Linked DNA regions of Homo sapiens: all the other regions are linked to region 1. A link is an interaction called in ENCODE POLR2A ChIA-PET data of the cell type or tissue named here. Cell type or tissue: Panc1. All regions are shown on one strand. Region 1 has its middle 26 kb from the start of MAP3K10. Region 2 overlaps AKT2 (AKT serine/threonine kinase 2). Region 3 has its middle 13 kb from the start of FCGBP. Region 4 holds the start of ZNF780A (zinc finger protein 780A). Region 5 overlaps ZNF546 (zinc finger protein 546). Region 6 overlaps FCGBP (Fc gamma binding protein).

Region 1 (5,000 bases):
CAGGCTGGTCTCGAACTCCCAGCCTCAAGCAATCCTTCTGCTTTGGCCTCCGAAAGTGCTGGGATTACAGGCATACACTACCAGATCCAGCCAAATTTCTATTATTTATAAATTATCCAGTCAAAGGTATTTTGTTACAGCAACCCAAGTAGACTAATACATTCAGGAAGCTAATTTAATCATAATTCATAATTATTATCCATGACATCTATTACTCAATTATTAATCATCCATTAATATTAATTATCTAGTAATCATTAACCATTGCATCTATTAATCATGTGAACCTAAATAACAGAGCTTTTCTAAAAGAAAAAGGTATTTACTCAGGAACAGAGCATTGCAATAGGAATGCAGTTGTCACAGTAAACTCTGTGTATATTCCGGGAGGCAAAGGGAGACAAAGCTTTTTTTGTTTTGTTTTGTTTTGTTTTTTGAGACGGAGTTTTGCTCTTGTGGCCCAGGCTGGAGTCTGCAGTGGCGCGATCTCAGCTCACTGCAGCCCCTGCCTCCCACGTTCAAGCGATTCTCCTGCCTCAGCCTCCCGAGTAGCTGGGATTACAGGCATGCGCCACCACACCCGGCTAATTTTGTATTTTTAGTAGAGGCGGGGTTTCTCCATGTTGGTCAGGCTGGTCTTGAACTCCCAACCTCAGTGATCTGCCCGCCTTGGCCTCCCAAAGTGCTGGGATTACAGGCTTTAGCCACCACTCCCGGCCTGTCAAAGGTTTTTAAACAAAAAATGAGGAGCAGTACATAATTGTTTTGAGATAATTATTCTTGGCTACAAAGATCAGTAACGGGTATGATGCCAGTTTGAAGTTGGATAGGCAATTGCTGGGAAGATGTTCTTGCAGAAGTATTTTTGGTGTATGCAAGGTTGTGGGTTTTGCAGAGTTGGAGTCTTTTGTAATAGTTTTTGTGATCAGGCACCCAACCCTGAGAATCTTCTCTTCATGGCCTTCCCCATCTCTATCTGTCAGGGTTTTCTTTTTTAAAAATTTTTATAATTTTTTTTTTATAAACAGAGTCTTGCTCTGTCACCCAGGCTGGAGTGCAGGGGCCAGATCATAGCTCACTGCAGCCTTGAACTGAGACTACAGGTGTGTGCTACCACATCCAACTAATTTTCTTCATCTTCTTTTGGGGGGGAGGGGGACAGGGTCTTGCTATGTTGTCCAGGGTGTTCTTGAACTCCCGTGTCAGGGTTTATTTATTTATTTTTTTCAGTTCCATTCTTTTTTGAGACAGGGTCTTGCTCTGTCTCCCAAGCTGGAATGTGCAGCAGTATGATCTCAGCTCACTGCAGCCTCAACCTCCCAGGCTCAGGTGATTCTCCCACCTCAGCCTCCTGAGAAACTGGGATTACAGGCACGCACCACCACACTAGGCTAATTGTATTTTTAGTAGAGACAGGCTTTTACTATGTTGCCCAGGCTGGTCTCGAACTCCTGAACTCAATATGCCCTCCTCGGCATCCCAGAGTGTAGGGATTACAGGCTTGAGCCACCGTGCCAGGCCTGGTGACTCCATTTTGACTCTGACAACTTTCACAACCTTTACCATTTCTTTTCTCCAGGCTTCTTGTATGATAAACTCATTCTTTAATTGAAAAAAATATTTACTGAGAGGAGACAGCCCCTTCTCTGCAGTGCTGCCTGTTGCACTCTTGCAACGTATTTTCATGCCTTCTCTAATAAATGCCTTTCTTTTCTTTTTTCTTTTTTTGAGATAGAGTCTCCCTCCATCGCCCAGGCTGGAATGCAGTGGCGCGATCTCGGCTCACTACAGCCTCTGCCTCCTGGGTTCACGCGATTCTCCCTCCTCAGCCTCCAGAGAAGCTAGGATTACAGCCATGCACCACCACCCCTAGCTAATTTTTGTATTTTTAGTGGAGATGGGGTTTCACCATGTTGGCCAGGCTGGTCTTGAACACCTGACCTCAAGTGATCCACTGGCCTTGGCCTCCCAAAGTGCTGGGATTACAGGTATGAGCCACCATGCCCAGACCTAATAAATGCCTTTCTTTACCTAAAAAAAAAAAAAAAAAATTAAAAAAAATGGGAAAAAAAATTTACTGACTACAATTGCTTTGCCAGGTACTTAGCAGTGGAGGAGGCAGTGCTTGCCATCTTGCAGCTTGAAGTCTGGGTGTGCAGAGAGGCGCTGGGCAAACACACCCATGCTGCGTGTTTGGGAAGGGGCAGTAGAGGGCGCTGTGGGCACACGGGGACTGAGAACTACTGGGTGGGGAGGCCTCGGGGAGCAAGCTAAGACCCTAAGGATGAAAAGGAGTGGGAGGGAGAGAACCGTGTCATGAAACCCCTAAAGTAATTGAGTGCCAGCACAGGACGCTGAAGAAGCACAGAGAGTCCGAGGCTGAGACAGCAAGTAGAGACCTCCTGGAGGAACCTTCTAGAAAAAGTTAAGGGTTTTAGACTCTTCCTAAGGGAAAACGGGAAGCTATGGGGGATTTTAAGAGAGGAGTGACTTGACGTTCTGTGCTTGTTGGGTGGATCATGAATTAATTGTAGGAGCCAGACTTGGAAGGCTCCTGCAGCAGTAATTCAAGCCAGAGATGATGGTGGCTTGGGAGAGTGTGACTTCTGTGGGGACTGAGAAGTGACAGGCTTAGAACTTCCAGGATATTCCAAGAGGTCTGCTATGGGAGTAAGGAAGAGGGAGGAGTGAAGGATGACTCTCGGATTTCTTTTTTTTGTTTGTTTTCTTTTCTTTTTTTCTTTTCTTTTTTTTTTTTTTTTTTGAGACCAAGTCTTGCTCTGTCACCCAGGCTGGAGTACAATGGCGTGATCTCAGCTCACGGCAACCTCTGACTCCCGGGTTCAAGCAATTCTCCTGCCTCAGCCTCCCAAGCAGCTGGGACTACAGGTGCTCACCCACCATGCCCGGCGAATTTTTGTATTTTTAGTAGACACGGGGTTTCGCCATGTTGGCCAGACCGGTCTCGAACTCCTGACCTCAGGTGATCTGCCCACCTTGGCCTCCCAAAGTGCTGGGATTGCAGGCATGAGCCATTGCACGCAGCCGACTCTCAGATTTCCAAGTAGACCGTGGAGAGCAAGGGAGAAGAGGACCTGGCCCAGCGCGTTGGCTCACACCTGAAATCTCAGCACTTTGGGAGGCTTTGGTGGGGAGAGGGGATTGTTTGAGGCTGGGAGTTCAAGTTTGAGACCAGCCTGGGCAACATGCGAGACTTCATCCCTACAAAACATAAAAATTAGCCAGGTGTGGTGGCATGTGCCTTTAGTTCCAGCTACTCAGGAGGCCAAGGAGGGAGGATCACTTGAGCGCAGGAGATTGAGGCTGCAGTGAGCTATCATGGCACCACAACTCTACAGCTTGGACAACAGAGCAAGATCTTGTTTCTGGGGGGGAAAAAAAAAAAGGTGAGACCTAGTCTCTACAATAATAATAATAATAATAATTTATAAAGTTAGCCTGGTGTGGTGGTGCGCACCAGTAGTCCCAGCCACTTGTGGGGCTGAGATGGGAGAACTGCTTGAGCCCAGGAGTTCAAGCCTGCAGTGAGCCGTAATTACACCACTGCACTCCAGCCTGGGCAATCAAGCAAGACCTTGTCTCTAAGAAAAAAAAAAAAAAAAAAAGGCCGGGTGCGGTGACTCAGCCTGTAATCCCAGCATGCACTTTGGGAGGCTGAGGCAGGTGGATCACGAGGTCGGGAGTTCAAGACCAGCCTGGCCAACATGGTGAAACCCCGTCTCTACTAAAAATACAAAAATAAGCTGGGCATGGTGGTGTGCACCTATAGTCCCAGCTACTTGGAAGGCTGAGGCAGGAGAATCACTTGAACCCGGGAGGCGGAGGTTGAAGTGAACCAAGATCATGCCACTGCATTCCAGGGTGGCAACAGAGCAAGACTCTGTCAAAGAAAAAAAAAAAAAAAAAAAGAAAAAAAAAGCCCCAAAACAGATCTGTCTAGGAGGCTTGCTAAGGGGAAGTGGAAGCAGTACAGCTCAATAGCATAAACCTCAAAGGGACAGGGTTAAAAAACAACAAAGACTATGGATAGGCCAGGTGCAGTGGCTCACTTCTGTAATCCCAGCACTTTGGGTAGCTGAGGCAGGAGGATGGCTTGAGCACAGGAGTCTAAGAGTAGCCTGGGCAACATGGCAAAAACCCCATCTCTACAAACAACAATAACAACAAAACACTAGAAAAATTAGCCGGGTTTTGTGGTGCACACCTATAGTCCCAGCTACTCAGGAGGCTGAGGTGGGAGGATCGCTTGAGTCCAGAAGGCTGAGGCTGCAATGAACCAAGATTGTACCACTGCACTTCAGCCTGGACAATAGAACAAGACCCTGTCTCAAAAAAAAAAAATAGTATGGAGAAGAAATAGTGACAATATCTGGAAACAGTATTGTCATGCCAAGGTATGGCAGATTGCATTATTGGTCATGATATTTGCTGTCCCTTCAGGAAGGTCCCCAGTGACAGCAGCCTTGGCCATCTGAATGAACCTCGAATGAAACCAGACATTAAAGGATAAATGTTGTAGTGAGACCATATCTCTAAAAAATTTTTTAAAAATTAGCCGGGCTTGGTGGCATGGGCCTGTAATCCCGGCGACTCAGGTGGCTGAAGTGGGAGGATCGTTTGAGGCCTGAACTCTTGAGACCAGCCTGGGCAACATAGCAAGACCATCTCTCTCTCTCCCCCCTCCCCCCTCCCCCTCCCCCCTTCCCTCTCCCCTCTCCCCTCTCTCACACAGACACACACACACACACACACACACACACACACACACACACACACACACGACAAATGTATCCTTCCAGTTGTATAAAATGTTCAGAGAGGCAAATCCATAGAGATATAAAGTAGGTTATTGGTTGCCAGGGGCTGGGGGAAAGGGAAAGCAGGAAGTGGCTGCTGATGGGTACAGAGTTTCTCTTCAGGGTGGTGAAAATGTGCTTGAGTTAGTGGTGATGGTCACCCAACATTGTGAATACATGAAA
Region 2 (5,000 bases), 110 kb before region 1:
CAGCCTGGGAGCAGGACCAGGAGGGAGGGAGTGAGTGTGGGAGGGGCGCTGGGTGGGAGCTCAGCCTGGCCCCCTTGGGGCAGGACCCACTGCCAACTCGGCACCCACAGCAGGGCCCAGGTGCTCTGACTGTGCCGAGCGAGGGACAGCAAGCCGGGTCGGCCAAGAGGAGACTGCATGTCAGAGGTCCCAGCAGGAGTTTCTTCAGCCCAGCCGTCCTGCTGGAGAAGCTCGTTCGCAGATGTTGTTTCTAAGGGTGAGGCCAGAAACCCAAGTCTTCCTCGGTTTGCCACTTTGTGGGCCCTTTCCGAATGGGCTGGGGCAGTTGCCGCTCCCCGGTTCTCTTCTCCAGCCTGGCTTCAAGTTCTTCATGGTCTGGTGGGTTTTTGGTGTACACTTACCCAGCTGGGGCTGCTGAGTGACCTGGTCCCGGGGGTAGCTGACGTGGGTGAGAACCCTGCTCTTGGCACCCCTCTCGGTGGCTGTGGAGCTCTGGGGCCTTATTTCTTCTCCCTAAGGTGCATTTTGCTCAGCTGTAAACGGGAACCTTCCTGCTGAGTGGGGCGGTGGGGAGGATGCACGGAGCTGCTGCGTTGGAAAGCACAGGCCTCCTGAGGAGGCGGCGGGATGAATTTGGGCTGATGCTACTCCTGGTGATTGCCAGACAGGACTGAGGGCACCTGAGAGCACAGAAGGGGCTCTGCAGGGCAGTGGGCACAGGCTCGTTGTTGGTCCTTGGGAGAGAGTGGTAGGGCCTGTTAGCTGATGGGAGGGCTCCAGACAGGAATGTGAATCACTCCCACCACTGTACTCCTGCCCAACCAGACGCTGCATATTAGCTCTACAAACCTGCACAGCAGCCTGGGAGGTGGGCAGTGTTAGCACTCCCATCTCGTAGATAGGAAACTGAGGCCCAGGAAGCCACATAGAATATTGGGGTCATTCTCGTGAGTAGTTCGCCTCTCAGTGCTGGGCACTGCTGCAGAGCTTAAGGTGTCTGCTCTCACTCATCCTCACCACAGCCTGGCAGCTCGCTGTCCCGATCGTCCCCGTTGTACAGGGGAGGAAACGGGCATAGAGAGGTTATTGGATTTGCTGGAAGTCAGTAATAGGCATGATGGTTGAACCCTGCTCTGTCGGCGAAGCTGCCTTTTGAAGACAGCCTCATCTTCTTGCCCTGCCTGCTATGACTGGAGTTGTCACTGTTGTCATCATGATTTCTTTTCTGCTTTCTCTTCTCCTAGACAGAGCTGGCACAAAGTAGGCCTCAGTAATCCAGAAATGACTCCATTCCATGCCTGCTTGGGATGTGGGGTGTGGCTGCTTCTCTCCACCCCCAATACCATGACCTTGGCCCCTCCCAAGGGGGGCCCAGGGGGAAGAGATGAGGATGGGAGGCACCCCCTCCCCACTGCCCTAGGGGCCTGATTGCTGAACAGCCTCAGGAGCCAGCCTTTGGCTGTTCTTGGTCATTTGTGTGTTCCATCTGTCTCCAAATATTGATTGAATCACTTCTATGTGCCACGTGTAGTTCTGGATGCGATCGGAGGTGGCAGAGAGGTTGCATTGGCCTGTGAGTGCTTGGTGTGGCTGAAGGAGGGAACAGAGATCTAGCTGGACTGGGTGGGAGAGGGGCTTGGGAAGGCTGCTGAGGAGCCCCTGTGATGTGAGAGCCCGAGGAAGTGGGCTGGACGGGGTGCAGCCAGGTAAAGGCCGCAAGGAAGGCGATATCTGGATGTGCTGGTGGAACAGCAGGCCCATGTAGCTGGAGCCGGGGGAGTGGGTGAGGGGGAGAGAGCAGGGTGGCAGGGCTCAGGGCCTGGGCTATGATGGGGATCCAGGGCTTTATCCCCAAAGAGAAGGGACACAGGTGGGTGGGGAGGGACCTGTGTGGGAGAGAGCTGGCTGGATTCAGGTGGCAGCCAGGGATGGAGAAAGCAGACCATATTCTGCTTTGGAGACAGGGCGCCCTAGAGCCCAGCTTCTCAAACTGGTGTCCGAAGGCCTTGGCGGGTGGGAGGAGGTGTCTGCAGGGCATTGACTCTTTTTAGCTGTGTGTTTTCATTTAGATGATATTTTCAAAAAGTTAGTAGGGGCATGTTGGAAATTATTGGGATGATTCCTTTAGAACCAAGTAGTGACAGCAGTAACATTAGCTGCCACTGCATGGCTCTGACAGGCTCAGGACGGCCCCTGATGTCAGAGTCCTTTATGTAATTGCCACCTATTTTTCAAGCACTGGCCCTGTCCCCAGCTGTGTGTGAAGCCATCTCATTGGGTCCCCAGGACAACCCATGGTTATCAGAAAAATCATCTTTTTAAATTTTTCATTATTTTTTTGAGACAGGGTCTGGCTCTGTCACCCAGGCTGGAATGCAGTGGCACCATCATGGCTGATTGCAGCCTTGACCTCACTGGCTCAAGTGGTCCTCCCACCTCAGCCTTCTGAGTAGCTGGGACTACAGGCATGCACCATCATACCTGGCTAATTTTTTTAAAACAATTTTCAGTAGAGATGGGAGTCTCCCTATTTTGCTCAGGCTGATCTTGAACTTTTGGGCTCCAGTGATCCACATCCCTCAGCCTCCCAAAGTGCTGGGATTACAGGCGTGAATCACTGCACCTGGCCTGCAAAAATTATCTTTTGAGATAACATAAACATGTGCTTGGGCAGATTGGTGTTAAGATTCCATTCTACAGGCTGGGCACGGTGGTTCACACCTGTAATCCCAGCACTTTGGGAGGCCGAGGAGGGTGGATCACGAGGTCAGGAGTTCAGTACCAGCCTGGCCAAGATGGTGAAACCCTGTCTGTACTAAAAATACAAAAATTAGCCAGGTGTGGTGGTGGGTGCCTATAATCCTAGCTATTCGGGAGGTTGAGACAGGAGAATTGCTTGAACCTGGGAAGCAGAGGTTGCAGTGAGCCAAGATCGCACTACTGCACTCCAGCCTGGCGACAGAGTGAGACTCTGTCTCAAAAAAAAAAAAAAAAAAAAAAAAAAAAAAAAAAAAAAAGATTCCATTTTACAGATGCGGAAGCTGAGGTTCAGAGAAGTGACCTGTGTAGCCTGGAAGTGGTAGAGTCAGGATTTGAGTTGACTAGAGGTGTGAGTTTGGGCCTGAGTCCTGCTCCAATTCCCCAGGTAAGCTGCGTTGGGGTGCGGGAGAGATGGGGTATAGCATGGGAGCTTCCAGCCGCACTGGGATGATCTGGCTCCTCTTGGGCCTGTGAGAGTCACATCCCTGCCTCCTGCCTTTAAGCTCCCGGTGCTTAATTAGCAGGAATTCTATAGAATTGCACTCCAGAATGGTAGCTACTAGCCATGTATGGACTTTTTTTTTTTTTTTTGAGACGGAGTCTTGCTCTGTCACCCAGGCTGGAGTGCAGTGGTGTGATCTTGTCTCACTACAACCGCCGCCTCCCGGGTTCAAGCGATTCTCTGCCTCAGCCTCCCGAGTAGCTGGGATTACAGGCGCCTACCACCACGCCTGGCTAATTTTTGTATTTTTAGTAGAGACAGGGTTTCACCATCTTGGCCAGGCTGGTCTTGAACTCCTGACCTTGTGATCGCCCCCCGCCCACCCCCCCCCCCCCCAGCCTCCCAAAGTGCTGGGATTACAGGCGTGAGTCATCGTGCCCGGACTCACATATGGCTTTTTAAGTTTTAATTAATTACAATTAAAGAAAAGTAAAAAGTCAGTTCTTTAGTTGCACTAGCCATCATTCAAACATTTAGTAACCACATTTCTGTCGTTATGGAAAGGTCTGTGGGCTAGTTCTGCTCTGGTTGCGGTCCCTCTCCTGCACCTACTCGCTGTGACTGTGTGCATGTGGCTCTCTCCCTGGGCCTCAGTTTTCCCATGTGAGGAACGGGGATAGTAACACAGGCTGGCTGTGAAGATGAACATTAATCCATGCCTGGTGCTTTGTGAGTGCTCACTGAGTATTAGCCTTGATGCAGACCCACTGGTTTCTCCTTTTGCCACTGGGCCCTGCCCTGGAGCTCCCAGGGAGGTGGTGGCGATGCAGAGCGACGTGGGTCAGGGATTCCCCATGCAGTCCAACTGGAGGGCTCCCGTGCATGCGTGCACATCAGGGGCGGTAAGGAAGGGCTGGCCGGGGTGTGGGAGGAGGCGACACAAGATGGGAGGTGGCCCTGTCTCTTGGGAGCAAAGGCAGAAGGAGGTGGAGGCAGCTCAGGGCTCGGAGGAGAGGGGTCCGGGCTCCTTGGCTGTGTCCCTGCTGTCTCTCGCTGTGGGTATTCACCGAATCTCTCCCATCCTCGGTTTTCACATCTGCTGCATGCAGGTCCTCATGGTTCTCAAGTGAGGCAGGTGGTGAGCCCATCAGGCCAGTGCCCAGGGCTTATTCTGGGGACAGCTCCTGGAGAGGAAGGGCTGCCTCCCTAAGGACTCCTGCCCTGCCCTGGGTGCAAGGGGTTCCACCTGCTGCCCCTCCCCCACTCCCCAGCTCGCCTCAGGCGGATAGTTCCCCTCTCACTCCAAATAAGAGCCACAATGCTGACAGTGGCCCCCAAGGCCCTGCCCAGCGGTCCCCAGCTTCCTCTAGCTACATCTCCCGGCCCTCCCCTTCACCCACTCCTGTAGGCGCCTCGAACGCGCCTCAGCCCTGCTCCTCCCCTGCCTGCAGCGTTCCTCCCCAGGTCTCCCCCGGCTCTCTCACCTGCTTCCGGTTTTGCTCAGACTGCGCTGCCTCAGTGCGCCCTTCTGTCACCATCCTGTGTATAGTCGGAAACCCCTGCTCCCTTTCCCTGCACTGAATCTTCCGTGTGCTCCTTTTCTCCATGGCATTTGTTAGCTTTGGCTATCCTGTCTAATTTGCGTATGTATTTATTTTTTATTTTGCTGCCTGTTCCCTCATTCCCCCAACTCCCCAATGGCAGGGAGTTCTGTTTTGGTCACTGCTGAATCCCTGGTGACCCGAGCAGTGATGATGCAGAGTTGTTGTGATATTTGTGGAATGAATGAATGCAGGAT
Region 3 (5,000 bases), 220 kb after region 1:
TAATGGTTCATGACTTATTATCTAAGTTGGGAGCCTCAGTTTCCCTCCAGGGGAATGCCATACAAGTCTCAGTGCCTCCTGAGAAAGGAATCCATTTACTGGCCCTTTTGGTTCCCCAAGATCAGAAGCTACCCCCAGTCCTAGAAAAGATATTGATTTGAGTGGAAAAGTCTGTATGGGATACCAACATTTCAGGACAGGTCATCAATGAGGAGAATATTAAAATAAAGCTTAAGCCAGGCCTACCCTACCCACGCAAGCCAAAATACCATTTGAGGCCAGAAGCCCTACAAGGGATATGGCCCCTCCTGGAAACATTGATACAGAACAGACTAATTCAGCCCTGCAGTCCCCTTGTAATACTCCAGTCCTGCCTGTGAAGAAACCAAATGTAGAATACCAGTTTCTTCCACACTTTAGAGTAGTGAATGACTCAGTTGTTCCCACACATCCTTCAGTCCCTAATTCATACACACTCCACTCTCAAATCCCTGGGTGCACACAGTTTTACACTGTACTGGATCTAAAGGATGTTTTCTTTAATATATGCTGCATCCTGACTCCACCTACATTTTTGCCTTTGAATGGAAGGATCCAGAGACTCAGGAAGCTCCCCACTGTACTTGGACAGTGCTACCCCCGGGGTTTCCAGATAGCCTCCACCTCTCTGGGCAAAGCCCTGGAAGTCCTAATTCAGAAGCTAGGGCCTGTCCAAAGGCCAGTGACTTATTTTTTAAATCAACTGGACCCAGTAGCCCAGGTGTGGCCTGGCTGTCTTAGGGCAGTGGCAGCCACCAGCCTCCTGGTCAGGGATATCTCCAAACTCATGCTAGGCCAATCCCTTGAAGTTTATACTCCTTACCAGGTCCAGAATGTGTTGGAAATCAAAGGGAGCCACTGGCTAACTCGGGGAAGGTTAACTCAAAATCAAGCCCCACTGTTAGACACCCCAGACTTGACCTTAAAGATATATGAGTCCTTGAATGCTGCCACCCTCCTTCCCTTGCCCACCTTGGGGACACTGGAACACACCTATGTGGAAACTTTGGAGCAGATCTATTCTAGTTGGATAGATTTACGGGAGACCCCTTGAGAGAATCCAGATGAAGAATGGTTTACAGATGGGGGTTGTTTTGTAGAAAATAGAGCCTGCAGGCCAGGCATGGTGGCACGCCACCACACCCAGCTAATTTTTTGTATTTTAGCAGAGACAGGTTTCACCATGTTGCCCAGGCTGGTCTCGAAGTCCTGGGCTCGTGATGCGCCTGTCATCCCAGCTACTCAGGAGGCTGAGACAGGAGAATCGCTTGAACCTGGGAGGCGGAGGTTGCAGTGAGCCAAGATCACGCCATTGCACTCCAGCCTGGGTGACAGAGCGAGACTCCATCTAAAAAAACAAACAAACAAACAAATAAAATGGAGCCCGGAAGGCAAAACATGCTATTGTCAGCCTACGCTGGACCAGAGAGGCAAAATAACTTCCCCTAAGCACTTCAGCTCAGGAAGCAGAGCTCCAAGCCTTAGTTAAGGGCTCTTCAGCTTGAAGAAGGGAAGAGACTTAATATATATACTGATTCTAAGTATGGATTCCTAATGCTCCATACTCATGCAGCTGTCTGGAAAGAGGAGAATGCTAACTGCCAGGAGCACCCCGACAAAACCCAATGAAGCGATTTTATTCCTCCTTGAGGCAGTTCATCTCTATGTTAGTCTGTTCTTACACTGCTATAAACACATACCTGAGACTGGGTAATTTATAAACAAAGAAAGTTTAATTGACTCACAGTTCTGCATGGCTGGGAGGCTTCAGGAAACTTACAATCATGGCGGAAGGTGAAGGGGAAGCAAGGCACATCTTGCATGGCAGCAGGAGAGTGAGTGAAGGAAGCCACACACTTTTAAGCTATCAGATCTCATGAGAACTCACGTACTATTGTGAAAACAGCATTGGGGAAACTGCCCCCGTGATCCAGTCACCTCCCACCAAGTACTTCCCTTGACATGAGGGGATTACAATTCGAGATGAGATTTGGGTGGGGACACAGAGCCAAACCATATTAAGCTCCCTGCCCAAATAGCTGTTATGTCCTATAAAGGGCATCAAAAAGACAATTCTTTAATCAGCCAAGGAAACAACCAGGCTGATAGAGCTGCCAAACGGGCAGCTGGGCCGGGCGCGTTAGCTCATTCCTGTAATCCCAGCACTTTGGGAGGCCGAGGCAGGCGGATCACGAGGTCAAGAGATCAAGACCATCCTGGCTAACATGGTGAAACCCCGTCTCTACTGAAAACACAAAAAATTAGCTGGGCATGGTGGCAGGCGCCTGTAGTCCCAGCTACTTGGGAGGCTGAGGCAGGAGAATGGCGTGAACCCGGGAGGTGGAGCTTAGAGTGAGCTGAAACCGCACCACAGCACTCCAGCCTAGGGGACAGAGCGAGACTCCATCTCAAAAAAAAAAAAAAAAAAAAAGAAGTTGGCAGTGGTTGGCCAGGAGTGATGGCTCATGCCTGTAATCCCAGCACCTTGGGAGGCCAAGGTGGGAGGATCACCTAAGGTCAGGAGTTCGAGACCAGCCTGGCCAACATGGTGAAACCCTGTCTCTACTAAAATACACAAAAATTAGCTGGGCGTGGTGGTGCATGCCTGTAGTCCCAGCTACTTGGGAGGCTGAGGCAGGAGAATCGCTTGAACCCAGGAGGGAGAGATTGCCATGAGCTGAGATGGCACCATTGCACTCCAGCCTGGGCAACAGAGCGAGACTCCATCAAAAAAAAAAAAACTGAGCAGATGAAGGAGGGTATAATTTAAATGGTCAGGGTGGCTAGAAGATCAGCAACAATGCCTTTTCCTACCAGAAGCTGACCAATGGAAAGTCATCAAAAGACTTCATGAGGAAACTCATTATGAGAGAGACTCACTATGGAATTTAATCCAAAATCTCCTAGTGAGCAAGGCTTTAAAAGCTACAGCCTAACAGGCATGGTGGTTCACACCAGTAATCCCAGCATTTGAGGAGGCTGAGGCAGGAGGATTGCTTGAGCCCAGGAGATCAGGACCAGCCTGGGCAACACGATAAGACTGTGTCTCTACAAAAGCATTTTTAAAAATTATCTGGGCATGGTGGAATGCATCTGTGGTACTAACTACTTGGGAAGCTGAGGTGGGAGGATTGCTCGAGCCCAGGAGTTTGAGGCAGCAGTGAGTCAAGATTGCACAATTGCACTCCAGCCTGGGTGACAAAGCGAGACCTTGTCAAAAAAAAAAAAAAGAAAGAAAGAAAAAGCCACAGTGGGCCAGGTGCAGTGGCTCACACCTGTAAGCCCAGCAGTTTGGGAGGCTGAGGTGGGTGGATTACCTGAGGTCAGGAGTTCGAGACCAGCCTGGCCAACTTAGTGAAATCCCGTCTCTACTAAAAATATAAAAATTAGCTGGGTGTGGTGGCGCATGCCTGTAATCCCAGCTACTCAGGAGGCTGAAGCAGGAGCATTGCTTGAACCTGAGAGGCAGAGGCCGCGGTGAGCAAAGATCATGCCACTGCACTCCAGCCTGGGTGACAGAGTGAGACTCAGTCTCAAAAAATAAAAATAAAAAAGCCACAGTGGACTCTGTAACTCAAGCATGTGAAATTTGTCTTAGAAATAATTCCTGAGCCCATCCACTGGCTCTGCCCCAGTGCAGCATAAGAAGACCTATCCTGGAGAAGATTGGCGAATTACACAGATACCCCTAAAGGGGAATTCAAATATATTCTGATTTTTATAGACACTTTCGCAGGCTGGGTGGAAGCTTTCCCCACACAAACAGAAAAAGCAATTGAAGTTTGTAAATGACTGCTTAAAGGCCGGGTGCAGTGGCTCACGCCTGTAATCCCAGCAGTTTGGGAGGCTGAGGTGGGCGGATCACCTGAGGCCAGGAGTTTGAGACCAGCCTGACCAACATAGTGAAACCCCATCTACTAAAAATACAAAAATTAAGGCCAGGTGCGGTGGCTCACACCTGTAATCCCTGCACTTTGGGAGGCTGAGACGGGCAGATCACAATCAGGAGATCGAGACCATCCTGGTTAACACGGTGAAACCCCATCTCTACTAAAAATACAAAAAATTAGCCGGGCATGGTGGCAGGCGCCTGTAGTCCCAACTACTCGGGAGGCTGAGGCAGGAGAATGGCGTGAACCCGGGAGGCGGAGCTTGCAGGGAGCCGAGATCGCACCACTGCACTCCAGCCTGGGTGACAGAACGAGACTCCGTCTCAAAAAAAAAAAATACAAAAATTAGCTGGGCATGGTGGCACAGGGCACCTGTAATCCCAGCTACTAAGAAGGCTGAGGCAGGAGAATTACCTAAACCCTGGAGGTGGAGGTTGCAGTGAACTGAGATCGTGCCACTGCATTCCAACCTGGGCAACAAGAACGAGACTCTGTCAAAAAAAAAATTAAAAACCAAACCAAACCAGACAAACAAAAAGTAAATGGCTGCTTAAACAAGGAATTCCTAGGTTTGGGCTTCCAGCCTCCCTACAAAGTGACAACAGGCTGTCTTTTATCACCTAGGTCACCAAAGGGCTGTCTAGCAGTCTTAGCATCCAATACAAACTTCACTCTGCCTGGCATCCTCAATCTTCTGGGAAAGTTGAGAGAATGAATCAAACCCTTAAAAAGAACCTTGGCTACACTATGCCAAGAAGCCCAGAAATCATGGATTAAGTGCCTCCCTATTGCCTTACTAAGAATAAGATCCACCCCAAAGGGGAACTTAAAGCTCAGCCCTTTTAAAATGACCTATTGGAGCAGTCCTTTCTCAAGACAAACTTTCTAATAGATGAAGACTTAAATCAGGCTTTAAAATACATTATCAACTTGGGGAAAATTTAGCAGACAATATAATAATAAAATATTACCCCAGCTGGGTAAGATAGTTTGGGATCATTTCCCTATTAGGTGCACAGGTCATACTCAAGACATGGTGAGGGCCTGGCATGAATCATGCTCCCACTGTAC
Region 4 (5,000 bases), 72 kb after region 1:
GGTGGGCTGTATAGAGAAGTTTGTGGGTGGGATTACTGCTGAAGTTATCAGACATGCTGGTCTGGTGCCAGGGTCAACAAATGGATAGGCCTGAGGACTGTCCATGGGAACCAGCCTGAAGTCTGGGTCCACAGAGGTTGACCTGGTGCTGGGGTGGTCTGGACATAGGCCCATAATATGCCTTGGTCTTGAGCTCATAGGGGTCACCCTGCTTCCAGGATCCGCTTGGGCAGGCGTGGACCCTGGGTCCACTGGAGCATAGGGTCACAAGAACCAGCCTGGAGCTTGGGTCTGGTCTGGGGCATATTTGGGTCTGGATTCCACAGGGGTCAGTCTGAAGCTTGAGGCTGTGGGTGCTGTCCTAGGGATATGGAGGCCAGCCTGGAGCCTGTGTTTTTAGGTGTGGTTCTAAAGCTTTGGTCTCTAGGAGCTGGCCTGGCACTTGGGGTCTCCTGGGCCAGGTCTGGATATTGGATGCGGTGGAGTGGGTTTGAACCCTGGGTTTGTCAGAGTGTAGGACCATGGGAGCCAGCTTAGAGACTGGAGCCACAGGGGCTGGGTAGGCTGACAGCCTGTATCCATGGGGGTTATCCTGGAGCTTGGATCTGTGGGTGCCAGCTTTGTGCCTGGAGCTGAGGGTGCCACCTTGGAGTTTGGGTCAAGGGGGCCAGCTGGTCATTGGGTTTCAGTGGAGTAGTCCTGCTGCCAGGGTCCACAGCAAAGTTGGTGTTCACTTTATTCATCCTCTAACACGGAGGGTATCTCACCACACTATAATTTCTGGGCTGGGCTTGGGAGAGTGATGGACTAGGTAATGCAAAACGCTCCTTCTTAGCCTCTTTAATGTATCTTTTCCTGTTTCTGTGCTACAGCAAGGTGCTCTAATCTCTTACTTGGATACTTTAGCTCTTGTGAAAGTTTGTTCATGAGTAAACAGATGTTTAAATTGATGTGAGGGCTAAGTGCTGGAAAGTCCCATTCTCCAATCTTGCTGACATCACTCCTCTTAAGATTTTCTATTTCTTCTTGAATCAGTGACAGTTTGTGTAAAGAATTGTTCCTCATCACACACTGGGGCCTGTCGGGGGTGGGGGACTAGAGGAGGGATAGCATTAGGAGAAATACCTAATGTAGATGACAGGTTGATAGGTGCAGCAAACCACCATGGCACGTGTATACCTATGTAACAAACCTGCACATTCTGCACATGTATCCCAGAACTTAAAAGTATAATAATAAATAAATATTGCAAAAAAAGAATTGTTCCTTTCCATTTAGTTTATTTTGTTGGCATACAATTGTTTATAATATTCTTCTATAATCATTTTCATTTCTGTAAGGTTAGTAATGTCTCCACTTTCACCTCTGACTTTAGTAATTTGAGTCTTTTCTATTTTTTTCTCAGTCAATCCAGCTAAGATTTTGCTACTTCTTTTGATCTTTTCAAAGAACCACTTTTAATTTTGTAATTTTTCTGTATTATTTTTCTATTCTCTATTTAACTCCACTCTTATTTTTATTATTTCCTTCCTTTCTTGTCTTCTATTTATTTATTGTTTTGCTATTTTTCATGTTCTAATTCCTAAAGTTGTACAGTTAGGTTGTTGATTTGACATCTTTCTTCTTTTATATAGGCATGTAGAGCTATAAATTTTTCTCTTAGTAATAAGCATATCATAAACTTTGGTAACATGTGTTTTTATTTGTATTTATCTAAAATATTTTCTAAATTTTTGTATTCATTCTTTAATCCTTTGGTTGTTTAAGATTGTGTTGATTTGGCACAAGACAAAGATGTCTTCTCTTACCACTCCTATTCAACATAGAAATTCAACTGAATTTCAGTTATCAGAACTGGCCAACATGAAGACAATGGGATTTAGTCCTACAAATTAAGAAAGAAACTGAATGAATTAAGTCATGAAATATCAGATGGCATACAGGATTTAATTTTGAAATTCTTCAATTTTACTGAGGAATTTCTTCAGCTATGGGAATAGTCTTTTGATGATGCTCCAATTTTTAACTGGATCAATTTGCAATTTGTGTCAGAATGGAGCGCAGTTGAGAAGCCTTATGTTACTGCAGCATCTAAATTTGGCTTAACATTCAAAGGAATCATAAATAGAACCAATATGTTTGCCTTGTAAAGATAATTATCAAAGAAATGTACCCTTCTTAGGGTACAAAAAAGAGATGGCAAAAAAAGAGATGTACCTTGAAGGCAAGATACATTAACTACAAGAATATGAACTGCAATCTAATTTTTCCATATTCAATATTCACAATACTTGTGAGGATATCTTCCATTTCATTGGATATATTCTGAGACTTCTGGTTACCTTAGTATATACAGAGTATATATCTCAGTTTAAAAAGTATGGTGTTCAGAGAAGAGTCATTTGAAGGTAGCTATAATTTTGAGTTTATTAAACATAAAGTCCAACATTGAAGATTGCATAAAATTTTATCAAAATTTAAAAATAATAGACCACATTGAAAGAAAATACTTAAAAAGAATGGTGATATTGGTTAGGAAATCGATTAAAGTATCAGAATATACTTAAATATAATTATTCTCCGCTTTATTCTAATGTTTAGTCAACATAAATAGCTTAAAAATTTTTTTCCTTACTACAAAATTGTTATTTTGCTTTAACGTATATATGTTATTGTTTCACCCTTTAGGATATAACAGAATATTATAATTAATACAGGAATTTTTCAAACATTACATAATTTCAATTACCTTAGTATTCATACCTTTTCGAATTTGTACTACTTTGGACAATATATTATATATTCAGCTATTATTGAGTTCTAATTTAATTCCATTTTTGTCAAAGAATATGCTTTGTATGACTCGAATCCTCTTACATTTATTGAGACTTGTTTTATGGCCCAGAATATGGCCTATACTGGTAAGTATCCCCTGTCCACATAGATGAATTTTACTGTCATTGAGGAGAGTGTTCTCAAATATAAATGAGATCAAGTAAGTTGATATGTAGCTCAAATCTGCTATACCCTGTTGCTTTTCTGTGTTTGTTCTATCAATTACCAAGAGAGATATATTGAAATATCTGACTATAATTGTGGATCTGTCTCCTTTTCGATCTAATAGATTTTTCTTCCCATACTTAGAAGCTTTGCTTTTAGGAGCAAAATTTATGTTTGTTTTTTTCTACTCGATGAGCTATCTCCTTTATCATTATTATGCCCTTCTTTATCTCTGGTAATAGTCTATGTCCGGAGTCTACTTTGTTTTTAATAAAGCCACTCCAGCTTTCTTTTGACTAGTGTTAGGATGGTGTATATTTTTCCATCCTTTTACTCTTAACCTTTTAGTGCTTTTCATTTAACATATTACCTGTAGGTAGCACCCATTTGGGTCTGACTTTTTGTTTATTTATTTATTTAATTATCTTTTTTTATTATACTTTAAGTTCTAGGGTACATGTGCACAAAGTGCAGGTTTGTTACATATGTATACATGTGCCATGTTGGTGTGCTGCACCCATTAACTCGTCATTTACATTAGGTATATCTTCTAATGCTATCCCTTCCCCCTCCCCCGACCCCACTATAGGCCCCGGTGTGTGATGTTCTCCACCCTGTGTCCAAGTGTTCTCATTGTTCAATTCTCACCTATGACTGAGAACATTTGGTGTTTGGTTTTCTGTCCTTGCGATAGTTTGCTCAGAATGATGGTTTCCAGCTTCATCCATGTCCCTACAAACGACATGAACTCATCCTTTTTATGGCTGCATAGTATTCCATGGTGTATATGTGCCACATTTTCTTAATCCAGTCTATCATTGATGCACATTTGGGTCTGACTTTTTAAAAAATCCAATCTGACAATCTTTTTAAATTAAGGTGTTTAGACCATTTACATTTAATGTGATTATTGATATGGTTGAGTTAATCATCTTATTTGTTTTCTGTCACAATTCTGGAATGAAAAGACGTTTTGCTCTTTATTATTACATGTTTCCTCCTTATGTAGCATAGGAAACTAGAAAAATGATTTTGAAAGTTAAATATTGTTAGACTACAACAGTGAAATCAGGCTCTTCCTAGGAAAAGCAAGCCCTTTTTTGCATTTGTTTATACTATTTTAACAAAGTGTTAATTATTCATCCTTCAAGATAAGGCAAGTAATTATCTGTGTATTTTTATCCGTTTCCATGTCGTCCTGAATCACGTTTTTCTCTCCAGATAACAGGAACATTGTCTCGAAGAATCCAGGACATTTGATTCTGAAATCTCCAATGTGAACCACACTTCCTCTCCTAGTATATAACCAACCAATTCTTTAGTTCAAGCTTTTCAAATTTATCCTAAGTCCCCTTCAAATAGCACAGAGAAGTGGAAGCCTATCGCTGGGGTCTGAGACAAAGGAGTTAAAGCACCTACATGTTGACATAATTTTACTTTAAATTCTTCTTTCTTCTTTAAAAGTTCTGCTCATTTGCATTCTCCATGGAGAGAAAAAGTAAATTATACTGACGCTCCGAGAGGGAAACGCTCTTCTCACATGGGGATCCTTGCTCATGGCAACAACCTGTGCACCCCGCGGGCTGGAACTCCCACGAATCCACTAGGCTCGGCTCCCTTAGGGGTCAGCCCCCATAGTATGCTGGGATCAACCTGAACGGATCACAGCTCAAGGCTTCTGAGGCTTTTTCTGTTCGGGACTGTATTTCCCAGCGGCCACCGCGCCAGTCCACTTCCGGTCTCCGGGGTCGACGACATAGCGGGGTAAGGTCTTCACGTCTGAGGAAGAGATCTGTGGCTGCGGGAGATCTCTGCGGATTGGGGCTCCAGCCTGACTGACCCGACAGTGCGGGTGGCCTAGGGGGAGGCGCTCAGAGTAGGAACCCGGGGGTGCAGACGGGATCTGCCGGATCCCCAGGCGTGTGTGTGCGCGGGTATCAGAGGAGGGGGATTGTGAGATCATGAGTGACGGAGGGGACTGTGAGTGTGTGCGTGAGGTT
Region 5 (5,000 bases), 150 kb after region 1:
ATTGTAAGATACACCTTGATTTCAAATATGTGAAAAATTGTGCTCAGTGTTAAGCATTGAGGAAATTATCATATCCAATCTAAGCCACAATTTGGCCATTTAAAGCTAAGAAAAACTGAGAACATGGATCTTGAAGATACTTGGACTGGATCAGCTCTTCCTTTCCCATCATTAATTTGGAAAACTAGAACAGATCTATCCCTGGACAGTCCAAGTAAACAAATTATTTTGCTTAATTGCTTTACTAGGTTTTTGAATGAATGTGCTGATGGTTTAGAATTTCTGCTTTCTTCGTAATGACTCACCTACATTTTTGCCTTTTAAGAACTATCCTCATCTGTTGTATTATCAGGATTATAATATCAGTGTAGAAAGAGCTAGTGAAATTTTGATATTACTTCCTCCTTGAAATTTTCAATAAAACAAAAAATATCTCCTCCATCTGTACTTACATCCAATTCTCATTCACAATGCTGTAATTATCTTTTTCCTTTGATTAGCTATACTAAAATCAAGTATTAATATTTTTTCACAAAGCCTTAATAAGTCTATTTTATTTTCAAATTCATTAACTCCTTTTAATGATCCTCCCTTCTTTCTTATATTGACTTATTTTTCCCTTAGTTTCTTGAGTTTAATGCTTCTTCATTCTTTTAACAGTTTTATAAGTGATTACTATGTTAAAGAGACAGTATTAAGTCACTGGGAGTAGAGTGGTGAGCAGGAGAAACAAAGTGCTGGCCCTCAATATTTGTTTCCTGAATATATTAACAGGTTACTGATTTTTCACTGAGCACAGGTTTGGCCACATTCACAAATTCTGATCTTACCATTCATTTCTAAATTGTCCTTTATGGTTTCATTTTCTTTTTGATCTAGTGTCATTATATTATTGGAGATTTTAAATTTCCGAAATGCCAAAGTACTACTCTACAGATCGTTTACTAAATTAAAAGAAATATTTAGCTCTACAACAGAGAAACCTGGTGATTACCATATGAAGCAAGTATTTCAGTTACCTATCGCTGTGTGGCAAACTACTCCAAAACTTAGTGGCTTAAAACAGGCCATATTTTAAACGTAAATCTGCAATTTGGGCAGGCTCATGGGGGAAAGCTTTTCTCTGCTCCACTTAGCACCAGCTAGGATAGCCTGAAGGCTAAGGGTTAGAATCATCTGAAGGCTCATACCCTCATACACTTGGTGCTGGATCCCGGCTGTTACCTCAATTACAGCTGTAATCAGGACAGCTTTACTTAGCTTTTCTATGTGATTACTTGGCATCTTCATAGCATGGTGGCTGGGCTTCATCCCAAGTGGGTCAGGCAGAAGCTGTATTGCCTTTTATGACTTAGTCGTGGAAATCACAGTGTTATTCCTGCCATAAACACAGGCCCACCTGGCCAGATTCAAAAGGAAGGACCATGAGCTCTACCTCTTGGGGAGTGTTGGTATCACATTGTAAGATGAACATGCAGAATGGGATATATTGGTGTGGCCATCTTTGGAATGTATGTTCTGCTACACCAAGTGAATGAACTAAGGATACCATAGTGGTATAATGACATTGTATGCCACCTAATGGGTTACAAATTGAAATACAAAATTTCTCCCATTAAGTATTCTTGCCAAAATATTTAATCTGTCCCTAATTGGGTCTCTAATCCCAAATTCCAGTTAATGGGAAATACTGGGGATAAAAAAGCACATTTAAAAATACTTTGGGAAGGCCGGGTGCGGTGGCTCATGCCTGTAATCCCAGCACTTTGGGAGGCTGAGGCGGGCAGATCACCAGGTCAGGAGATCGAGACCGTCCTGGCTAACATGGTGAAACCCCGTCTCTACTAAAAATACAAAAAATTAGCCGGGCATGGTTGAAGGCGCCTGTAGTCCCAGCTACTGGGGAGGCTGAGGCAGAATTGCCTGAACCCGGGAGGCGGAGCTTGCAGTGAGCCAAGATCGCACCACTGCACTCCAGCCTGGGCGACAGAGACTCCATCTCAAAAAAAAAAAAAAAAAAAAAAAAAAAAAGTCAATGTTGCAATAAAGTTGTGGGGGGAAGGGCCATTCTTACTTTAAAAGAGACGAACAATGCACAAATGTAATTCATGAATTTGGTTCCTGAATTTAAAAATAACCTATGAAAAGCATTGTTTACACAAATGAAAAGAATGAACACAACTGAGAATATGAACACAGACTGAATATTACAGATTATGGAATTATTGCTAATCTCCTTAGGTGTGAAGTTACTGGGGGTCAAATCTTTTGGCTTCCCTGGGTTACACTGGAAGAAGAATTATCTTGGGCTACACATAAAATGTGCTAACAATGGCGGATGAGCTTAAAAAAAATCACAAAAAAAATCTCATGTTTTAAGACAGCTTACAAATTTCTGTTGGACTGCATTCAAAGCTGCCCTGGGGCACAGACAGGTTGGACAATTGTTATATAGCAATTAAGTAGGAGGCAGCCTTTATTCTTAGATGTGATGTGTTATAGTATCTGCAATTTATACTCAAATACTACAGCAAAATATGTAAATATTATGTATAAGCAAACCAAATGTGACAACATATTAACAATTGCTGAATCTAGATAGAACATAACTGTTCATTATTCTTTTAAGTTTTCCAAATGGATAGTGGCTGTTTTTAATTTATCATTGTGGGCAGAAAAAGCGACTGACATACCTGCTTTTTGGGTTATAAAAAGAAAAAAGCATTACAGCTATCCCTGAGTCTTCAAAACTTTACTCTCATAATCTTCACACCCATCAAATCTAGAGATTTCTTTCTCACATTAATTTTCAGAGATAGGTTCTGACTTTATAAATGGAAGTTTAATCTATTTTACTGGATATTATCTCCAGTTAATTATTCCAATCTAAATAAGGAGTGAAAGGTAATGGACAGTTTTTACAAATTTCTTACACCCACAGGGCCTTCCTCTCACATGAATGTACTAAATGTATCCCCAATGAAAAAAATAAAGCAATATTTATTGATAAAATGCTGTGTGCCAAATACTCTTTTAAAGGTTTTATCTTTTATTAGCATTTCATCCTCACAAAAATACTATTAGGTGGTACTGTTATTACCATTTTAAAAACCAAGGCACAGGGGCATGTTTTGCCAAACACCACATAGGCAGAGGTGGAATTATGAGAATTATATTATTTATATATATCATAAAGATAGGCCAAGGCTGGTCTTTCCCATGTTCATTACATTAACAGAATCATTTTCCGTTACAGTGCTATATAAAGTGTGGTCCATGTGTTGACACTGGCCCACAAATTGTTTGCTTCTGGTCTCTGCAAAAGTTATAGATACCAAGAGCAAGTATTTAGAAATGTTTGCAGCAATCTGACAGAGTTAACTCAGTTAAATACCATAATAAAAAACTGGGGCTTTTATTTTGTATGTCTGTTTTTTTCTTTTCATTTTTCTGGTAATCTATTTATTTATTTATTTAAGAGACAGAGTCTTGCTCTGTTGCCCAAGCTAGAGTGCAGTGGTGCGATCTCAGCTCACTGCAACCTCTGCCACTTAGGTTCATGCAATTTTCCTGCCTCAGCCTCCTGAGTAGCTGGGATTACAGGCACCCCCCACAATGCCTAGCTAATTTGTGTATTTTAGTAGAGAAGGGGTTTCACCATGTTGGCCAGGCTGGTCTTGAACTCCTGACCTCAGGTGATCTGCTCACCTGGGCCTCCCATAGTGCTGGGATTACAGGTGTGAGCCACTGTGCCTGGCCCGCATTTTATTTATTTATTTAGAGACAGGATCTCACTCTGTCACCAAGCTGGAGTGCAGTGGCACAATCATGGCTCACTAAAGCCATGAGGCAGGGTCTCACTATGTTGCCCAGGCTGGTTTCGAACTCCTGTCTTTCCACAGTGCTGGGATTACAGGTGTGAGCCACTTCACCTGGCCCATTATTATTGCATTTTAGAGAAGCACTGTTCAACAACAGTTTGTAGGGGAAAAGGCCCTTGATGGTTTGGGATGCAGTGCATCAGTATCAATCTTCTAAAGTCTAACAGGGACTGAGTGATGCTATAGTCTTTCGACTCTTTAACATACGAAATAATTTCTGATAAATTGTGAGCATGAAGTAAAAGGGATTCCCACATGTTCCGTAACAAACAGAAAATTTCTTAAATTACAAATTCTCTGCTAAAGGGCATTTTCTAAAGGCCATCGTATTCTCTTTACATTATGCATAGGACTTCCTCACTAATATGATTTCTCTGATGTAAAGTAAGTTGATCACTACGAATAAAGGCTTTTCCACATTCTTTACATTGATAGGGTTTTTCACCAGTATGAATTCTGTGATGTCGAGTAAGTTCTGAATTAACACTGAAGGCTTTCCCACATTCTTTACATTTATAGGGTTTCTCACCCGTGTGAACTATGTGATGTCGAGTAAGTTCTGCTTGAAGACGAAAGGCATTCCCACATTCTTTACAGCTATAAGGTTTCTCACCAGTATGAAGTCTAAAATGTTGAGTAAGATGATACCGACGACTAAAGGTCTTTCCACATTCCTTACATTCATATGGAAGCTCACCAGTGTGAATTCTTTGATGTAATGTAAGTCGATAACTGCAAATAAAAGCATTCCCACATTCATTACATATGTAGGGCTTCTCACCAGTATGGCCTCTGTGATGTTGAGTAAGATGATAGTGCCGACTAAACGTCTTCCCACATTCCGTACATTCGTAGGGTTTCTCACCAGTATGAATTCTGTGATGTTGCGTGAGATGAGTGCTACGAATAAAGGCCTTCCCACATTCTGTACATTTATAGGGTTTTTCACCAGTATGAATTCTGTGATGCTGAGTAAGTTCTGTTTGAAATCGAAAGGCTTTCCCACATTCATTACATATGTAGGGTTTTTCACCAGTATGAATTTTAAAATGTTGAGTAAGATTATAGCGACGACTAAAAATCTTCCCACATTCTTTACATATGTAGGTGCTCTCACTG
Region 6 (5,000 bases), 240 kb after region 1:
TCCTCTTCTTTCTTCTTTTTTTCTTTGTGAGACAGAGTCTCACTTTGTCACCCAGGCTGGAGTGCAGTGGTGCCATCTCAGCTCACTGCAACCTTCGCCTCCTGGGGTCAAGAGACTCTCCTGCCTCAGCCTCCCAAGTAGCTGGGATTACAGGCATGTGCCACCATGCTCTGCTAATTTTTGTGTTTTTAATGGAGATGGGGTTTCACTATGTTGGGCAGGCTGGTCTCGAACTCCTGACCTCAAGTGATCCGCCCCCCTCACCTTGGCCTCCCAATGTGCTGGGATTACAACCCCGCGGACACTTCTGATTCTCTCTTTTCACCGTTCCCTTCCCTCCCCAGCTGTACTGTCCCCAGTGGAGCCCTCCTGCGAAGGCATGCAGTGCGCAGCCGGGCAGCGCTGCCAGGTGGTAGGCGGGAAGGCCGGGTGTGTGGCGGAGTCCACCGCTGTCTGCCGCGCCCAGGGCGACCCCCATTACACCACCTTCGACGGCCGTCGCTACGACATGATGGGCACCTGTTCGTACACGATGGTGGAGCTGTGCAGCGAGGACGACACCCTGCCCGCCTTCAGCGTGGAGGCCAAGAACGAGCACCGGGGCAGCCGCCGCGTCTCCTACGTGGGCCTCGTCACTGTGCGCGCCTACAGCCACTCTGTGTCGCTGACCCGCGGTGAAGTTGGCTTCGTCCTGGTGAGTACCTGGGGGCTTTGGGGGGTTAACATCCATGAGCTGCGGGTCCGAAGGCGGAGGCAAAGCCCAATGGCCGACCTCAAACCAGGGTGCAGGGAAGTGGGCCATGGAGTTGGAGGGTGGGGAGGCGGATTTGAAAATCAGTAGCAGGACCTTAGAACCCTGCCCTCCAGCCATCCCACGTCTAGAAATTTAAAGGATATTCAGAGACAGAGACTGGGGGGTAACATGCCAACATGGTTTATAATAGCATAAAACAAAAACAAACAAACAAAAAATTATCCAGCAATGGGGGATTTACGTTGACCAAATAACTAAATTTAATGAGCACCTGCTATGCACCAGATATGTTTCTTAGCACTTTTCTCATCTTAACGAATTTAATGCTCACAAACTCAGTGCAGGAGGCATTATTATTATGAACATGTTCAGATTGGGAAACTGAGGTTGAGATAGGCTAGTGACTTCCCCAGGGCTCAGAGCTAGTAAGAGGTGGAGCTAAGGGCACAGGCATGCTGGCTCTGGAGTCCTTGTTCTTAATCCCTCAGCTGTCCTGACTCTGGTAAATGCATTTCTATTCAGTTCATATGAATAACAGCAGCCTAGAGCAATTACTTCCTTTTTCTCGCCATGTTATTATGAAAATATTAAAATGTCCAAAGTTGAAATTCTTATACAGTGAATGCTCATATGCCAATCGCCTAGAGTTTTCTTTCTTTCTTTCTTTCTTTTTTTTTTTTTTTTTTGAGATAGAGTCTTGCTGTGTCACCCAGGATGGAGTGCAGCGGCAGGATCAGGTTCAAGCGATTCTCCTGCCTCAGCCTCCCGAGTAGCTGGGATGACAGGCATGTGCCGCCATGCCCAGCTAATTTTTGTATTTTTGTAGAGAGGGGTTTCACCATGTTGGCCAGGCTGGTCTGGAACTCCTGGCCTCAACTGATCGGCCTGCCTCAGCCTCCCAAAGTGCTGAGATTACAGGTGCCAATCATCTAGATTCTAAACACTGTACTCTTCTTGATTGATCACACACTGATCCATCGGTTCATCCCTCTGTCCATTCCACAATCTCTCTTATTTTTTATGCACTTCAAAGTTCCAGACATGAGTACATATCACCCAAAAGACTTCACCATGTCATTAACTAGAATATAATATTTTCACACTTCTTTTGGCTGATTTTGGAGGTGAAATTTATATATAACAAAAATCACAAATCTTAACTGTATAGTTCACCTTTGGCAAATGTGTAACCAAATTGCCCATTAAGATACAGAATATTTTTATCACCTGGGAAAATTCCCTCATGTGCCTTACCAAACAGTCCCCAACCTACTCCTGGAGATGATCACAATTCTGATTTTTTTTTTCCAGCATAGATTAGTTTTGCCTGTTCAATAACTTCAGGGCCAGGCGCAGTGGCTCATGCCTATAATCCCAGCACTTTGGGAGGCCTAGGTGGGTGGATCACTTGAGGTCAGGAGTTAGAGACCAGCCTGGTCAACATGGTGAAACCCCATCTTTAGTAAGAGTACAAAAATTAGCTGGGCGTGGTGGCGCATGCCTGTAATTCCAGCTACACGGGAGGCTGAGGCAGGAGAATCGCTTGAACCTAGGAGGCAGAGGTTGTAGTGAGCCAAGATTGCACCACTGCACTCCAGCCTGGGTGACAGAGTAAGACTCTGTCTCAAAAAAAAAAATAAATAAATAAAATATATATATATATAGAGAGAGAGAGTATATATGTGTATATATATATATATACATATATACACACACATATATACATGTATATGTGTATATATATGTTGTGTTCTCTACTTTGCTTTTTGCATTTAGCAATACATTCTGAAACAGTTTCTCTATCAACAGTTTCTCTATCAGCCTCTATTTTTTTTTAACATCTGCACAATTCTTTATATGGATATGAACACCATGGTTCATTCAACCAGTCCCCTGTGGATGGACACATTGTTCACTATTACAAACAATACTGCAATGAATATTTTTTTGATTTTTTTTTTTTTGAGACAAGGTCTTGCCCTGTTGCCCAGGCTGAAGTGCAGTGGTGTGATTATAGCTCACTTCAACCTCAAACTCCTGGGCTCAAGCAATCCTCCAGCCTTGGCCTTCCAAGTAGCTGGGACTACAGTCTCATGCCACTATACTGGGCTAAGTATTTTTATTTTTAGTAGAGATAAGGTCTTGCTATGTTGCCCAGGCTAGTCTCGAACTCCTGGTCTCAAGTGATCCTCCCACCTTGGCCTCCCAAAGTTCTGGGATTAGAGGCGTAAGCCCCTGTATCTGACCTGAAATAAATATTCTTGTACCTCCCTGATTTTGTGAGTGTGCAGGTAGATCTCTGCGATTAATAATCAGTTGGTGAAAGGAGGTGTTCTTCAGCCCTGGAGGGGTTGAGCACAAGTTCAGGCGGACTTCAGATCCCTTGAAATTATATACAGAATTTTATACCTCTCTCTGAAAACTACTTTTTATTTTTTTTGAGACGGAGTCTCGCTCTGTTGCCCAGGCTGGAGTACAGTGACGTGATCTCGGCTCACTGCAACCTCCGCCTCCTGGGTTCAAACGATTCTCCTGCCTCAGCTTCCCGAGTAGCTGGGACTACAGGCACATGCCACCACGCCCGGCTAATTTTTTGTATTTTTAGTAGAGCTGGGGTTTCATTGTGTTAGCCAGGATGGTCTTGATCTCCTGACCTTGTGATCCGCCCAACTCGGCTTCCCAAAGTGTTGGGATTACAGGCATGAGCCACCGCACCCGGCCTTTCATTTTTTTTTCCGTCAGATCCTCACAGAGGTCAGTGACTTGACAAAGGTGCAGAGCTACTGTCAGAATCATAGTAGGATACTCACAAGACATTGTTAGGAGAGGAGTTAATGAAATAGTGACTTCAGCATGGTCTTTTTTTTTTTAAGTGTAAATATATCTAAAGGTAGGAAAAAACTCAACAGGATCTATACATTTGTATGTGTCTGCCTACAGGGTGATTTTCTTTTCTCATTTTTGCTCCTGTGCATTTTCAGTTTTCTGTAATGAACGAATATTATTTGTGTCATTTAAAAATGGAGATTGGCTGGGCATGGTAGCTTACGCCTGTGATCCCAGTACTTTGGGAGGCTGAAGCTGGAAGATTACTTGAGCCCAGAAATTTGAGACCAGCCTGGGCAACATAGGGAGACCCTATCTCTACCAAAAAAAAAAAAAAAAAATAGCTGGGTGTGGTGGCGCCTGCCTATGGTCCCAGCTACTTGGGAGGCTGAGGCAGGAAGATGGCTTGAGCCCAGGAGGTCGAGGCTGCAGTGAGCTATGATGCTGCCACTACACTCCAGGCTGGGTGACAGAGCAAAACTGTCTCAAAAAAATACATAAATAAAAAAATAGAAAAATTAAAATGGAGATCACTGGACTTAGGGGAGAAACAGATTTGAGCAGCCATGCTGGACTGAGAGCTCTGAGCATGGGGCCATGGCCTGTCTCCATCACTGCAGTGTCTAAAGCACCAGCTGGCACAGAGCAGGCCACACAGTGGGACTCACAGAAGCTTTGCTGGGAGCCGGAATGAGTGAATGCTCTGTCTTCCTTCTGGGCCATTGCTCATGCTGTCCTCTCTCCTGTTGCTCCTTTTATCATATTCCATCCTCTTGGCTAAGACTTCTCCACTTCAAGTCTCAGCTCTGGCACAGCTCAGAGAATGTGTAAGGAAAGAGTAAGAAAGAGATGCCCAGGCTGGGTGCGGTGGCTCACACCTATAATCCCAGCACTTTGGGAGGCCGAGGTGGGAGGATTGCTTGAGCCATGAGCTCCAGACCAGCCTGGACAACATAGTGAGACCCCCATATCTAATTTAAAAAATTTTTTTATTAATTAAAAAAAAAAAAGGCTGGGTACGGTGGCTCATGCCTGTAATCCCAGCACTTTGGGAGGCTGAGCAGGGGTGGGCAGATCACTTGAGGTCAGGAGTTCAAGACCAGTCTGGCCAACATGGTGAAACCCTATCTCTACTAAAAATACAAAAATTAGCTGGACGTGGTAGCAGGCACCTGTAATCCCAGGTGGGAGAATCACTTGAACCTGGGAGACAGAGGTTGCAGTGAACCGAGATCGTGCCAATGCAGCCCAGCCTTGGTGACAGAGCAAGATTCCATCTCAAAAAAAAGATGCCCCAGGGCACAGAGAGACATAGTTCTTATCTCCTGGTTCTTAGTCAGACTTCAGGCTTCTCCAGAGCCTGGGAGGCTTATAAACAACACAACCTCGTCTCTGTGTTCTGGAGGCTGGAAGTCCAAGA

Evidence for each region. Peaks named below come from ENCODE experiments on the same cell type or tissue, not always from the same donor. Only the 100,000 strongest peaks of a DNase experiment are listed, where the experiment ranks them.
Region 2: POLR2A ChIA-PET joins it to region 1 with 18 read pairs; 5 of 35 experiments call an interaction of 5 or more read pairs at or near these places.
Region 3: POLR2A ChIA-PET joins it to region 1 with 13 read pairs; 3 of 35 experiments call an interaction of 5 or more read pairs at or near these places.
Region 4: POLR2A ChIA-PET joins it to region 1 with 12 read pairs; 4 of 35 experiments call an interaction of 5 or more read pairs at or near these places.
Region 5: POLR2A ChIA-PET joins it to region 1 with 19 read pairs; 3 of 35 experiments call an interaction of 5 or more read pairs at or near these places.
Region 6: POLR2A ChIA-PET joins it to region 1 with 12 read pairs; 2 of 35 experiments call an interaction of 5 or more read pairs at or near these places.

Annotation. Positions count from the first base shown.
Region 1 is chr19:40,162,950-40,167,949 of GRCh38, reverse strand. No RefSeq gene overlaps it. Among named protein-coding and RNA genes, the nearest start is that of MAP3K10, 26 kb to the left of the region's middle. In Panc1, no CTCF peak of the experiment used is centred here; DNase peaks (open chromatin) are centred at 2,379, 4,059 and 4,269; H3K4me3 peaks cover 371 bases; H3K27ac peaks cover 167 bases.
Region 2 is chr19:40,274,363-40,279,362 of GRCh38, reverse strand. All of the region lies in intron 1 of AKT2 (AKT serine/threonine kinase 2), which reads left to right. Among named protein-coding and RNA genes, the nearest start is that of MIR641, 5.8 kb to the left of the region's middle. RefSeq lists enhancers at 4,055-4,114, 4,135-4,204, 4,715-4,794. In Panc1, no CTCF peak of the experiment used is centred here; no DNase peak of the experiment used is centred here.
Region 3 is chr19:39,944,919-39,949,918 of GRCh38, reverse strand. No RefSeq gene overlaps it. Among named protein-coding and RNA genes, the nearest start is that of FCGBP, 13 kb to the right of the region's middle. RefSeq lists a silencer at 3,003-3,297. In Panc1, no CTCF peak of the experiment used is centred here; no DNase peak of the experiment used is centred here.
Region 4 is chr19:40,090,670-40,095,669 of GRCh38, reverse strand. It overlaps ZNF780A (zinc finger protein 780A), which reads left to right and starts at 4,727. Exons shown (of 6, transcript NM_001142578.2): 1 at 4,727-4,764. RefSeq lists enhancers at 936-1,025, 4,453-4,994 and a silencer at 4,576-4,905. In Panc1, no CTCF peak of the experiment used is centred here; a DNase peak (open chromatin) is centred at 4,699; H3K4me3 peaks cover 926 bases; H3K27ac peaks cover 1,074 bases.
Region 5 is chr19:40,014,998-40,019,997 of GRCh38, reverse strand. ZNF546 (zinc finger protein 546) reads right to left here. Exons shown (of 7, transcript NM_178544.5): 7 at 1-5,000. The coding sequence ends at 4,217. Among named protein-coding and RNA genes, the nearest start is that of ZNF546, 20 kb to the right of the region's middle. RefSeq lists an enhancer at 4,211-5,000. In Panc1, no CTCF peak of the experiment used is centred here; no DNase peak of the experiment used is centred here.
Region 6 is chr19:39,920,077-39,925,076 of GRCh38, reverse strand. FCGBP (Fc gamma binding protein) reads left to right here. Exons shown (of 36, transcript NM_003890.3): 3 at 345-694. Among named protein-coding and RNA genes, the nearest start is that of FCGBP, 12 kb to the left of the region's middle. In Panc1, no CTCF peak of the experiment used is centred here; no DNase peak of the experiment used is centred here.